Regions from separate parts of the Homo sapiens genome. Here region 2 is linked to region 1. The links are chromatin loops, found by intact Hi-C in ENCODE. Cell type or tissue: CD4-positive, alpha-beta T cell. All regions are shown on one strand. Links, peaks and the distances in the headings refer to the core of each region. The heading gives the core; the rest is flanking DNA. Region 1 overlaps LOC105378226 (a long non-coding RNA gene). Region 2 overlaps TIGD6 (tigger transposable element derived 6).

What was found. Hi-C counts contacts between places; a loop is a spot of excess contacts. Peaks named below come from ENCODE experiments on the same cell type or tissue, not always from the same donor. Only the 100,000 strongest peaks of a DNase experiment are listed, where the experiment ranks them.
Region 2: it touches region 1 in a loop (2.4-fold over the local background); 12 of 110 quality-filtered maps call a loop at or near these places.

The regions. Positions count from the first base shown.
Region 1 is chr5:150,347,661-150,354,792 of GRCh38, forward strand. It overlaps LOC105378226 (a long non-coding RNA gene), which reads right to left. Exons shown (of 4, transcript XR_944407.3): 4 at 5,613-6,620. Among named protein-coding and RNA genes, the nearest start is that of TCOF1, 6.5 kb to the right of the region's middle. RefSeq lists an enhancer at 2,818-2,947. In CD4-positive, alpha-beta T cell, for the core only: CTCF peaks have their summits at 3,004 (motif pointing left) and 3,213; a DNase peak (open chromatin) is centred at 3,061; H3K27ac peaks cover 914 bases.
Region 2 is chr5:149,986,916-149,994,047 of GRCh38, forward strand. TIGD6 (tigger transposable element derived 6) reads right to left here. Exons shown (of 2, transcript NM_030953.4): 2 at 6,203-7,132. It overlaps SLC26A2 (solute carrier family 26 member 2), which reads left to right. Exons shown (of 3, transcript NM_000112.4): 3 at 1-485. Among named protein-coding and RNA genes, the nearest start is that of TIGD6, 10 kb to the right of the region's middle. RefSeq lists an enhancer at 3,916-3,975. In CD4-positive, alpha-beta T cell, for the core only: CTCF peaks have their summits at 4,050 (motif pointing left) and 4,249; a DNase peak (open chromatin) is centred at 4,056.

The DNA.
Region 1 (7,132 bases), core at 817-5,816:
AGCTCCTGCAAATCAATAAGAAAGACACGAACAGCACCATGGAAACACGGACAGGGGGTACAAGAGGCGATCCACAGAAGAGGAAATCCAAACCACTAGCACAATTATGAAAACGGTTTAACTCCACTCTTCAGAGAAATAGAACTTAAAAACAAGAACGAGAGACATTTGGCCCCCATCAGAGTGATAAACATCCCAAAGTCTGACTATTGCCAGGTCAAGTCTGGATGTGGAGCCACAGAAACTGACCCTTTCAGATACAGTCAGGCAATGGCAGGGAGCCCCAAGATACTCACACACCCGGCCATTCTTCCCCAGGCACATGCAAGACACGCATGAGGATGGTCACGGCAGTGCGGTTTTTATTATGGAAAATTGGACATCATTCAAATGCCCATCAACAGGAGAATGGATTGATAAACTGTAGTACATGCCCCTACAATGAAATTGATTGAATAGTGGATATGTGTATACTGGTGCTCTGCACATCAAATGTGGATAAATTTCAAACACAATGTTGAATGAAAACAAGCAAGTTGCAGAAGGCTATGCACAATATTATGTCATTTACAAAGAGTTTAAAGCTACAAAGCAACACTTTCTATGTTTTATGAATGAATACATGTATAGCATGTATACATAAACATGTGCAGGAACAACTCATGCCAACTTCCGGGAATGGGCTGGTGACTATCTCTGGGCAAAGGGAAGGGAAATGAACTGAGATGCTCTTATGTATTTGAAATGTCTTTTTTCACAATCTAGGCCGGCTGCTGTGGCTCACACCTCTTATCCCAGCACTTTAGGAAGCCAAGGCAGAAGGAGGATCACTGGAAGCCAGAAGATCGAGACCAGCCTGGGCAACAATGCAAGATCCTGTCTCTACAAAAAGTTTCTAAAAATTATCTGGGCATGGTGGTGTGTGCCTGTAGTCCCAGTTATTCTGGAGGAAGAAACAGGAGGATCGCTTGAGCCCAGGAATTTCAAGCTGCGGTGAGCTATGATCACCATCTCAGTTCAACCTGGGTGACAGAGCAAGACACTTGTCTCTAAAAAAAAAAAAAAAAAGTAAAAGAAATCTACGCAGGGCATGGTGGCTCACACCTTTCGCAGCACTTTAGGAGCCTGAGGCATTTGGATTACCTGAGGTCAGGAGTTCGAGACTGGCCTGGATGACATGGTGAAACCCCATCTCTACTAAAAATACAAAATTAGCTGGACTTGGTGGCGCATGCTTGTAATCCCAGCTACTTGGGAGGCTGAGGCAGGAGAATTGCTTGAACCTGGGAGGCAGAGGTTGCAATAAGCCAAGATCGTGCCACTATACTCCAGCCTGGGCAACAGAGCAAGACTCTGTCTCAAAAAGAAAGAAAGAAATCTAGATCATGGGAACATGGAACTGTATGTGTGTGTCCCTGCATTTTTCACATGCCAAATATCTTAGTTATTAAAAATCAGGGAGCTGGACAGTTGCCCTAAGGTCAATTGTCTTCCAGGTCACTGATTACTGTTTGAGAGTTTCATCTGGAATTAACTTCCCATTCATTGGCCCTAATTCTCTTCCTTAAGGATCCCATGTGAAAATCCAATGGCTAATGGCATGCATGCGGACTAGCTCCTGCCCTCAGCAGGCTGACTGTTCAGGCTGGCAACTGTGAGAGGAGGCCGCGTCTCCCAGCCACCCCCTCCATTGGCATCTCCCTCCACCTTCTCCCACCACCATCCCTCGCCACCCGTCTGGCCTTCTCAGCAGATGGTAGCTCATACAGCCTGTTTTCTTCTGTAGAAAGTCCTTGACAAGCCCAGAGGGAGGCTCAAAGAAACCCCACCACTTTTTCAGCGGAGTTGTCTTTGCTAACCATGGACTAGGCTCAACAAGGGACACTCAGTGGGAAGAACTGAGCTGGGAGTCAGGACAACTGCTCTTGACTTGCTGGGTGACTTTGAGTAAGTGACACAACCTCTCTGAATCTCGACAGGTACACTGAGGGAGGTGTGCACTTCGAAACCTTGAAGCCTCAGAATCCACTAGAGAGATTTTAAAAGCCCAGATGTGGGGGTCCCAAAATGGGAGTTGCTTGATGTGAGGCCTTGGAATTGTATTTCCATTGACTAGCCGGGTGATTCCACTGCACAGCTAAGCTTAGGAATCATTAGACAATCGTGGCAGGTTGGACATTCAGATATGTGAGCAAACTCTGTCCACATCGCCTATTTTCTCTCCCCACCCCCAGTGCCTTCCTGCATCCTTGTTAATCATCATCACCCTGAATAGTTTATGCCAAGCAGGGTGCTGGGTGAGAATGAGGGAGCAGATGAGCTTCCAGAATGAGGCCCCTTTCAGCCTCCCACTCCTTAGTAACCGCAGAGAAGCTGAGAAAGAAGGTGGGAGGGGGAGCCAGCCCTCGTACCCTCCACAGGTGGAGGAGGGTCTGGGGGGCAGGGGCACAGGGCCCATCTGCTGAGTTCCTGACCCTCTGCCCAAGGCCCAGCCTTCCAGCCCTGGAGCAGCTCCTTCTCCCTGTCTCCACCCCTACCAAAGGCAGGAGTCTGCAAATCACAGCATTCTAGAACATCAAAGCAGACTAATGTTTTCCCGATTGCAGCCATTCACTGCTGTCTTACCACCTGTATATTATTTAATTGGTACTTTCTTTTACATTGACTCACTGTTTTTTACTTGAATGCCTACTTTAGCCCCATTCTAAGCAATAATATCTGCGAAATAACAGGTTTGATGTGCTAGTTATTTTTTGTCTAATACACATTAAAATAAATACATAATGATTTCCATTTTAAAATGTCCATCTTTTTATCTCTTGAAGTCACTTTGTGCATCACCACACTTTCAGAAACACTGAGCTAGTCCAACCCTGCCTTTGCACAGAGATGCAAACTGAGGCCCACGGAGGGGTGGAGCTAGCCAAAGGTCCTGCCACTGGGGTGGAACCTGATATCCACAGGTGGCCACACTGGGCAGGCCCCAGGCACTCTGGTGACCTTGACCTTTTGAGAGAACTTTCTTTGGTTGTGCACTGCCCTCTCCTGGCTGGTTCTTCTGCAACACATGACCTCCGGGAGGAAGCAGCCAGGGGTGGAGGCAGGGCCACCTTGTTGCAGAACACAGATGACTGACTGCCCAGGGTTGGAAGGCTGGGCAGTCAGGGAAGGCACCATTGCAGAGGCGGCCTTTGCACTTGGCTTTGAAACATAAATAGGAAACAGTCAAACTTCAAAGAGCAAAAAGGCAGTTCTGTCCAAATGGTGTGAAGGGAGTGAGATGTTCTGAGGACAGAGAGTACTCAAGATTTAGCTGCTGGTTTGGATGATAGGAGACACACCAGAGAACAGACTGGGATGGGCTTTGAATGCCTAAGAAGAAGCTGTGACTTGAGCCTGTGGTCAGCGGTTAAGCTAGGGGAGGTTTAATGAGCAGGGAAGTGATGTGATGCCAAGTGCAGCGTGGAGAGTGGACAGGAAAGGACAAGGCAGGGGCAGCGCAGAGGGAAGAGGATGTGGCAATGGCCCAGGGAAAGGTAGACAGGTAGTTCCCTCTGCCTCTAACCTGCTGGGGTCCTTGTCGAGTCACTTCCTGTCACTGGGCCTGTTTCCTTATCAGCAAGAGGAGTGAGCTGGGCTAGATGCTCTCCAAGGACCCTTCTAGCTCTGAGAAATAAAACCACAAAAATAAGAAATTATGCTGATGAGGCTATGAATTGCTACAACCCTTTTGGCAGTTAATTGGGCTTTAGCTATTAAAATAAAACTCATGCATCCCCTCTGGTCCACTTGCAATTACATCATACAGAATTAAAGCTCCAGTCTGCAAGGATGTATTTACTAGGATATTTAGAGCAACACTACTCTATTAGCCAAAAAACTAGAGGCGAATAACCTGTATCATATCATCTCCCATCTCTGTCTGTTGATGGCCCTACTGAGGGACTGGTTATGAGCCCTCTGGCAGCTGGAGCCTGTCTTGAGCCTCAGTTTCCTCATCTACAACCATTTGACATGCTTTATAGGATGTTGTGAGGTTTTGATTGGTTAGTGTTAGAGCCTGGAAGCACAGCTCCAGCTCACTGCACACACTCAACAAATGATAGCTGTTACTATTACTCAAAAGAGTGTGGCAGATCCCAGCATCTAGAGAAATAGCTCTGCTGTATTGTTATTAGGTGAAAAAAGAGAGTTGCAGAGTTGAGTGTTTAGTATGATTCCCTTTTGTAAGAAAAGAAGCAAAGAAGCCAGGTGCAGTGGCTCATGCCTGTAATCCCAGCACTTTGAGGGGCTGAGGTGGGTGGATCATCTGAGGCCAGGAGTTCAAGACCAGCCTGGCCAACATGGTGAAACCCATCTCTACTAAAAATACAAAAATTAGCTGGGCATGGTGGCACATGCCTGTAGTCCCAGCTACTCGGGAGGCTGAGGCAGGAGAATCATTTGAACCCAGAAGGCAGAGGTTGCAGTGAACAGAGATCATGCCACTGCACTCCAGCCTGGGCAACAGAGCGAGACTCCGTTTCAAAAAAAAGAAAAGAAAAGAAAAAGAAAAAAGAAAAGAAGTAAAGAGAAGTGAAAAAGGAAAAGGAGAAGGAGGACTAAACCTTATGAAGGATGTCTGTGTTTGTCTGGGCAGAGAAAGGATGTGAAGGGATTGAATACCAGGCTTCTTTCTGATTGGGAAATGAAGAGGCTCTAGTGTGGAGAAGTGGGCAGGGAATGGCTAAGAGGGAGGGAAAAATGATGGACTTTGTCTTAATATATCTCTGAATTGTTTAACTTGTTACTTCAGTAACAACTTGTAAACCTTTAAAAGCTCCTGTGAGATTAAAGATTTCGTGTCATTTCACGAAAGGGAAGGAAGTCTTGGGAAATCTACTGGCCAAAATGACTTGGCCCAGGGAAAACCTGTTGTTACAATGGATGAAGGGAGCTACTGGGAAGGGCACCCTTCCCAGATGGGCCCTTCTCTTAAGAGTTCCACTACTGGAAGGGTCTTTGTTCAACAGCTTCATTTAACAGAAGGTAATGCTGAGGACCAGAGAGGGCAAGAGACTGGCCCAAGGTCACACAGCTGAGCCAGGTGAAAAGGGCCTGACTCCTGACAGTAACACAGGGGAGAGGCCCAGTAACCTTTCCCCTGTATCGCTGCTACCTCCCACCTCTGTGTCAGAGCCATTCCTGCTGGGAGAGACAGGTAGAGTGCCCCATCTGTTGAGCTTCCTTCTCTTCTGTTGTTCATTCTTCCTTCATTCATTTCCTAAGTGACCTCGCCGTGCCCTGCATGGGAATCCAAGGTGACTAAAGCATGCTGCTTCCCCAAGAGGCACTCGCAGTTCAGTGGTCTGGGAGCATCTGGCTTCTACCACTAACAAAGGCATTTTCTCTTACTGGTAGAGAAATGCTCTGAGGCTAATTTTTTTTTTAATGCACTGTTTTGTTTGTTGCTGTCTTAATAGTTGCCATGTTATATTTTATCAGTTTAATGTTCTAATTTTGTGCTTGGGCCCTGAGGCAATTCAGTGAAGGGTATGATTTGGAAAATGAGGGAAATAAAGAAATTGTCCACAGAAGAGACAGCCTCCCAGGAGCCGAGGACAAAGCATAAGTGCCGACAATGAATTTTATTAGGAGCAAAACAAAAACAACCTGTTGCCAGACAGAAGGTATTAGACAATCCTGGTGTGGTTTTGTTTTCGTTCTTTAATTTAATTCCAGTTCTGCATTTCTTCCAGGGTCAGCCAAGGATGCACAATCCAGTTCCTTCCCCACTGCCTTCCAAAGCCTTCCACATTCCTGCCTCCAGGCCTAAACTCAGTGAGCACCTTGCCTGCCCTGCCCTCCCTTCTTCTTCAGGAGAGGTCTGTAACCATTCCTGCACTTGCCAATACTTATTAAGTGCCTGCTGTATGCAGGCACTGTGCAAAATGTTGGAAATAATGCAACCAACAAGGCAAAGGTAAGTCTGCCTTCAGGGAGTTTACATTCTACTAAGGCATGCATTCTCAAATGGGGCCTTGATGCCCTCGAGGAAATGAAAACTGGTTCCTGGAGGTGTTGGTGGAAAAAAATCTTAGATCTTACAATGGTTTGTATGCTCATCATGTACATTCATCACCCATCCAGCCACCCAAGCAGAAACCTGGGTGTCACCACCAGTTCCAGCTCCCAGCCCTCTCTGATCTCAGGGGTCCCTCATAAGGCCTGGCCCGTGAAGGATTCCACTCTCTCCCTGCAAACATCCATCTGCCTTGCTTCCCTCGCTACCCAGTGTAGATCCCAGGACCCAGAATTTTAGCATCTCTTTGCCAATACTTTAGACTCCTGTGCCCTTTTTTCCCCACCCATCTGGCAAAGCCCTAGGCCTGGATAAATCCCACTATGTACATACATCTCCCCAGCCTGCAGCTGGGTAGGTGAGCCCTGATGGAGGAATTCACTCAGCAGGACAGGACGAGACACACATACACTAAGGACCACCAACCTCAACTGGGGAGCCAAGGCTGTCAGGCAATTGGGGATTTTGTGGGCAAGTTGCTTCTCAACACTCTGAATGATCATTCTTTCAAACTCCTCACCACCTCTTCTTCACTCTCAGCAGAAGACCTTGCCTCCCACTTTGCAGAAAAAATAGAAGCTCAAAATGAAATCTCCCTTAACATCCCACTATAAACCTACATCTACATCTGCACCCATCCTCTCTTTGTTCCTGCTTTTGGGTTCTAGAGAACTCATCCCTCCTCCTCCCCAAGACGAACCCCCCCAACCCACATGCCTGATCCCAGCCCCTCGCACATGCTTGAGAGAACTTTACTCGCTGATTATCTCCCCTATTTCTTACACTCTTGGTTAACCTCTCTCTCCTGGATCTGCCATTCACTTTTAAACAAATCTCAGGTTTCTTCTACCTTGAAACACACCTCCCCTAACATACATATTGGCCCTAGCACTTTATCTTTCTCGTCCTTTTTATACAAAAACTTCTCGAAAGACCCACTGCCTCCCTCATCCCTCCTGCACTCATCAGACCACTGCCATCTGACCCCCTCCATCATGCCACACATAAATAGCCCTCCCTAAGTCCCCAACAATCTCCACGCCTGTCCATAAACCAAAGCCCAGGGCTGCA
Region 2 (7,132 bases), core at 2,133-7,132, 360 kb before region 1:
CCTGTTGCTGCCATGGCTTCTGTTTCTCAGAAATGAGTGTGTATGAACATACCAATCTATGTAATAGGCTACCTTTTTTTGTCTTCTTTGGAACTTTGTACACAAACCAAGACAATATCAGGGTGACAGGTGAATGAACTTAAATTCTCAGTCTTGTCTATTCACCAAAAAAGTATACTGCCTGTTTTTTCTTTAATTATTCAAGGTTGATGACTTTTAGGAACATGTTTTATACTGTATTTTTTAATTAAAGCAAGTGCCTTGATGTAATTCCATGTAAATCATTGCTTAACCCTCTTATGGGATGAGGATGAGTTATTAATGTATTGCAGCCTACTGGAAAGGAGGGGGAGTTGGTTAATAGCAGATACTTTTCTTCTAGAAGCTTATGTTTTATGCTGTTTATTATGTAAGATCCTGTATGTGTGTTGAGATTTAGAGGTTTCATTTGTTTTGTCTGCTAATAAATTGTTACTCTAATAATACATTACTCTGTATTTAAATTATTTAAGTGCAAGGAGGGTTCTGACTAAAACACATTTAGGCCCCAGTGAGTTTTAAAATACCATCTGTTGGCCAGGCTCAGTGGCCCACACCTATAATCCCAGCATTTTGGGAGGCTCAGGCGGGTGGATCACCTGAAGTCAGGAGTTCAAGACCAGCCTGGCCAACGTGGTGAAACCCCGTCTCTACTAAAAATGCAAAAATTAGCTGGGTTTGGTGGTGCACACCTGTAGTCCCAGCTACTCAGGAGGCTGGGGCATGAGAATTGCTTGAACATGGGAGGCAGAGGTTGCAGTGAGCCGAGATCACACCACTGCACTCCAGGCTGGGTGACAGAGCGAGACTCTGTCTCAAAAAAATACATAAATAAAATAAAATATCATGTGTTAGGCTGGGCACGGTGGCTCACGCCTGTAATCCCAGCACTTTGGGAGGCTGAGGCAGGTGGATCACGAGGTCAGGAGTTCAAGACCAGCCTGGCCAAGATGGTGAAACCCCGTCTCTACTAAAAATACAAAAATTAGCCGGGCGTGGTGGCAGGCACCTGTAATCCCAGCTACTCGGGAGGCTTGCGGCAGAGCATTGCTTGAACCCAGGAGGCAGGGGTTGCAGTGAGCCAAGATCAGGCCATTGCACTCCAGCCTGGACGACAGAGCGAAACTCCATCTAAAGAAAAAAAAAATCATCTGTTACATTTGGAGAGTAATTCAGTCATTAATGTTTCCCAGTCATAACAAAAGGATCTGTCCTCGGAGAAGGACATAAAGAAATCCAATTCTTTTTCCTTTATGGTCTTGAATGAGTCACTTAAACCTTTGGTGAAGAGGGGAGGAGGACTAGATTGCTTGAGGACCCTTTCTGTTTTTTGTTTGTTTGTTTTGAGACAGGGTCTTGCCCTGTCGCTGAGGCTAGAAGTGCAGTGGCGCAATCATGGCTCACTGCAGTCTTGACCTGGGCTTAAGCAATCCTCCTGCTTCAGCCTCCTGAGCAGCTGGGGTTATAGGTGTGTGCCACTACACTCCGGCTAGTCTTTTCTATTTTTTGTAGAGACGGGGTTTTACCATGTTGCCCAGGTTGATCTTGAACTCCTGGGCTCAAGCATTCCTCCCGCCTTGGCCTTCCAAAATGCTGGGATTATAGGCGTGCGTGACTCCTATTCCATACAGTACTGGGATCAGAAAGCCCAATTTTGGATCATGTTTTACTACTATCTTAACTCTGAATTTGGGCAAGTGACCTTTGAGCCACATTTTTTTTCCATCAGTAAATAGAGGCTAACACCTTCTGATGACTGAGAGAACTAGGAGTAGATTCCTGATTGGAGCACACCATTTTGTAAGGAAATAGAGCACTACTCTCACCCTATACATGCCATGAAGCCTCTCCCAGAATGTCCTCCTCTTTATGCCTCGCTCAGTTCATGAGGGTACAGGGTTAAGGACAGTTTTTAGTCCTCCTTTTGCAGTAACCCTGAGCATTCTCCCAACCTCATTCCCACCTCACAGAGTGAAGGAGTTGAATAGTCTAAGGGTCCTTCCAGTCTTACCGTAGTGTGCACTCCTGCCTGTGAGCAGCACCTAGGATCCAGAGCCCTGTGAGGTACACTCAGTCATTCTGGAGCATCTCTGTCAGCCATCTTGGAGGGCCTCACTTCCCCATCTGTCCTTTCAGGGCTTGTGTCCTTGGCCTCTTCTCTCTTCACTTAATACCACTGCTTAAGTATTTTGTTTTCAGATCCAGTTGAGGCTGATGAAAGTATGACTCAGGGAAATAGCCACATGTGCAGGTATACACGTATAGCTCTAAAAAGGTTGGCTCATGGACTCCCATATGTTGAACACCTTGCATTATAAGCCCACTCTACATAACTTCATCCACATGTATGTCCTCAATCACCGTGCTATCTGTGGCAGCCAAAAAATATTTCTAGCCTAACCATTCTAGAACGCCAAACAGTCTATCTGTCTGTATATAAATCTCCAGGGCTGGTTGTTAACAGACAACTGCCTGGATGCCCAGAGACATCTCACATGTAACATGACCCTCAAACTTGTCTTCCTTTCTCCTGGTAACATACTTTGATCCTGGCACGACCCAGCCACTTAAGCAGAAACCTGAAATTTCATGAAATCTCCCTTTACAACTCCCACACTAAATCCATCTTACCTTGTAAATGCCTCTCAAATCCAACATGTTTTTCCTACCCCTCAGTGTTAATTATTTCTCTTCAGTACTATACCACAGCCTAACTAGTTTATCTGCTTTTCTACAATCCAACCTCCATACTAGTTATCAATTATTTTAATTAAAAAGAAGTTGACCATTGCTACTTAGGGCAAGTAGAAGGGGTCTCTAGTGCCTTTAGGATAAGTTCAAAATAAATGGTCTAACCCACAAGACTTAAAAAACTCTGCCCTTACATCTCCAGCCTTTCGTTCTACCACACATCCTTTGCTTGGCTTACCACCCACCAACCTTAGGTGCTCCCAAATGGGCCATTAAAAAAAAATACCCCAGGCCTTTATATATGCTGTTCTGCCAGGAGTTGCCTCCCAGCCCCATCTCCCTAACTCCCTACTTTTCCTTCCAGATACTTATCAAATGTCCCTTTTCCTTAGCAACATTTCCTACTGAATTCCTCTTCTCTCATTCAGGGGCTCCTTTAGGGTCCACCTCTATACTCCTGTATATCTTTGCATATCCTCTAAAATGACATTTACCACTCATAAAGAGTAAAATATATTATTTGCATATTCTCAAAAATGACATTTACCACTCACTCCCCCACGTCCCGTCTATCTCTTCTACTAAGCTTCTTGAGAGTAGGGCCATGTGCTCCATCCTTAGAGCTCCTATGACCTGCAGTGGGTTTATAAGGTTAAATAAGTTATTACTGCAAACATGGATATGTTTGTTGGGTAATTATTTCCCTAATACTGCCTCATTTCCAGAGCTTGAGTGTCTATCCACGATCAGTTACATAGCCTATGGTTTTTTGGTTTTGGGTTTTTGCCTTTTTTTGAGACAGGGTCTTGCTCTTTCACCCAGGCTGGAGTGCAGTGGCGCAATCATGGCTCACTGCAGTCTCAAACTCCTAGGCTCAAGTAATTCTTCCGCCTCAGCCTTCCGAGTAGCTGGGATTACAGGCATGAGCCACCACATCTGACTAATTTCATTTTTGTAGGAACGGGGTCTTGCTATGTTGCTCAGGCTGCTCTCAAACTCCTGGGCTCAAGCATTCCTCCTGCCTCAGCCACCCAAAGTGCTGGGATTACAGACATGAGCCACCATGCTCAGCCTGGCCTATGGTTATTAATAGGTTGGGAAAAGTCTCTAGAGAAGAGATGGTATGTAATGGAGGGGATTAGGTGGTCCCAGGCAGTTACTTCTAGGTAAATTGTTTGAACAAGTCCAACATCCTATGTCTCTTCCTTCTTTCCTTGTTGCCTTCCCTCTCAATCTGTACCACATCAGAGAAATTACAAGTGGCAGCTCCAAAGGTTTCTTCAGTTGACGCTGTCTCCCTATGTAGTCCACCTGTGCCCTCTGGTGGCCACAGTATGCTACCACATTCCACTTTAAAGATAAGTCTGGCTTCAGGTAGCATGAACAGCAGTTTAATAGGTCCACAACCTTGGAATTAAATTATCTGAGTCTACTGTGGTTTTGTATTATGATTTACTAAAAATATTAAATAATAAGTAAACAGTGCTTGAAATATAATAGACAATAAATCTTAGCTTACTTGCTTTTGAATCAGGGCCCTTATGAGTAATGGCACAGAAAACTTGAATTATCATCTATTGATTAGGCTGGTGGCTCTCAAACACTGAACCCCAAGACCTGTCAGTGGAAAAAAGGGCTGATAAGGCAGGTCCTTGACTCTAGATGATACTCATTATGTTCCAAATAGGGATGGAATGACAATAGAGTGCATTTATAGAACACTTAGTCTCAGGTACACCTTTTTATCCTCATGACAACACAATTGAGGTAGGTGCCTAGGTATAGTATGTTGGCCTACAGAGAGGATTAGTCAACTGGAGCAGAAGTGGGGTTGCCACTCAAGTGAGGTTGGAGTGACCAAAGAGGCACGGAGAAGCCACAGAAAGCCTGACGAGGGATAATATCAACCTCTTTTAGCTTAACAAAGTACCAAAAACCCCTGATATCCAATAGAATCGAAGTGTTAGCCAGTGTAAACTGAACTAAAAAATTTTCTTTTTCGGATGATTTCCATCTTCCGATGGAAGTCCAGGATCTAAATCATGATATATTAAGTAAATCAAGAATGTTAAATTTGTTATTATTATTATTATTATTATTTTAGATGGTGTTTCACTCTGTCACCCAGGCTGGAGTGCAGTGGCAACCTCCACCTCTAGGGTTCAAGTGGTTCTCCTGCCTCACTCTCCCAAGTAGCTGGTATTACAGGTGCCCACCATCATGCCCAGCTAATTTTTGTATTTTTAGTAGAGACAGGGTTTCACCATGTTGGCCAGGCTGGTCTCTAACTCCTGACCTCAGGCAAACTGCCTGCCTTGGCTTCCCAAAGTGCTGGGATGTGTGAGCCACCATGCCCGGCCAGGGATGTTAAATTTGTTTTTTTAAAAAAGCAAGTTTAAGCACATATTTACTGAACATCTACTATATGCAAAGCACTTAGACAAGCCCTTTCATACTAAAGTCTTGTGTGTATAAATGGAAGCCAACAGAAGTCCTGCAATGACTTTTTGGTGGAGGGACATGGGTTCAACTATAAATAGTATATATTCTATATACTTATCAAATTACATTATATATAATTCATTATCAAAGAACAGAGATTATAACCTGGATTGGAATTATATTTGAGGCAACTATATTCATGGAAAAATTTTGCAAACCCTTTTAAATGGAATAAAACCCTACCTTATCTCCAAGCCATTTCTAGTAGAATCAATGCTTAATACAGCTTTAAAAATAAGGTGGCTTCAACACATTGTACGTGTCTATCAATTTATACACAAATGTTTTTTGAAGTGCCTACGATGTGTCCAGCACAGTCCTAGGCACCATTAAGATTATAAAGGTTGACTGATCCCTGCTGTCATGGAACTTACAGTCTAAAGAGCCAGAGAACATCTAGAAAACATCTAAGTATTTGAGTGGTACAGACAAGAAGTTTGGAGAAGATGAGGGGAAAACAGGTGGAGTAGTTGCTGGAGTCTCCAAGAAAGCCTGGAAGAAAGAGGATTCCAGTTAGTTCCTGAATGTGTAGGGCCTAGCTTAGTAGAAAACAGGATGAGGCATTTGGGCAAGGCACACAGGCAGAAGTCGGTATGCAGTAAAAGAAAACAATGGCCTCTTCAGGGAGCATTATGTACACAGAATTGTATCGAGCTAACAAGTTGGAAATGCAGGTTGTAGTCAACTATAGAGGATACTAAAACTCAGCTGAATAGTTTTTTTTGTAGGCATTTGAAAGCCACTACAGACACTTGGGCAGGGGAAATGGTGTGATGCCAATAGATCAAACAATATGTGCAGAATGGACTGCAGGAGAAAGGTGAGGGAAGGAATTAGATACTGTGGCAGTAATCCTGACACGAGAGGATGATGACAGCAATTAAGGAGCTGACAAAGAAATACAACCACAGGACTTAGCCAGAAGAGTTTGCCTCTCCCACATGTTAAGAATTTAAAATATGTACAGTACTTTTAATTCAAATGATCATATTAGTTTATTAAAAGAAAAAATATCCAAAATAAGCTATAAAATAATCTATTTAAACATCTGCTGTTTTTCAGTGATTGTTTTGTTAATGTGGAAGCAACATTTTCTATGATTAATCTGCTGTTACCTGTTTTGACTGAGCTACTACAAAAAGAAAAATCACTGAATTGCTATGGGTTTCTGAAATATCCAAAAAATTAACCTGAAGCAGGGGGAAAAATGACATCACACCATTAGCAGGTATTGTGTGAAACTTCTAAAAATGAAACTGACATTTATCTGACTTATTAGGAATAAATACTCTCTAATGAACTCTCTAATGATCCTCTCACCCTTTCTGGAAAGTGAGAGGCACGCTGGGCTGTATGTTCTCCCCCATGATTCTGATTAACAGGATGCTCTATTATTATAACCTCCCTCCCTGGTTGTATCCATGTCTTATTAATTTTTTTTTTTTTAGAGATGGGGGTCTCGCTGTGTTGGCCAGTCTGGTCTCAAACTCCTTGCCTCAAGTGATCTTCCCAATGTGCTGGGATTACAGGCATGAGCCACCATGCCCAGCCTATGTCTTAAATGCACTGTATTTCCTTGTACTCCAGATCCCTATTAGTGAAATGCCTATTAAAACATTTCGTAAGGCCAGCATGGCAGTGTGCATCAGTAGTCCCATCTATTTGGGAGGATGGCTTGAGGCCAGGAGTTAGAGAGAGTAGTGTGTTATAATCATGCCTGTGAATAACCACTGCATTCCAGCCTAGGCAATATAACAAGACCCCATCTTTAAAAACAAACAAACAAACAAACGAACGAACAAACAGAAGTCTTGTAGTGCTTCCAGCAAATCAGCAGAAAGGAAAAAAGAGCTCTAGAGTAAGAACAGTTGATTCTTTTTTTAACAATTAGTGATGGGGG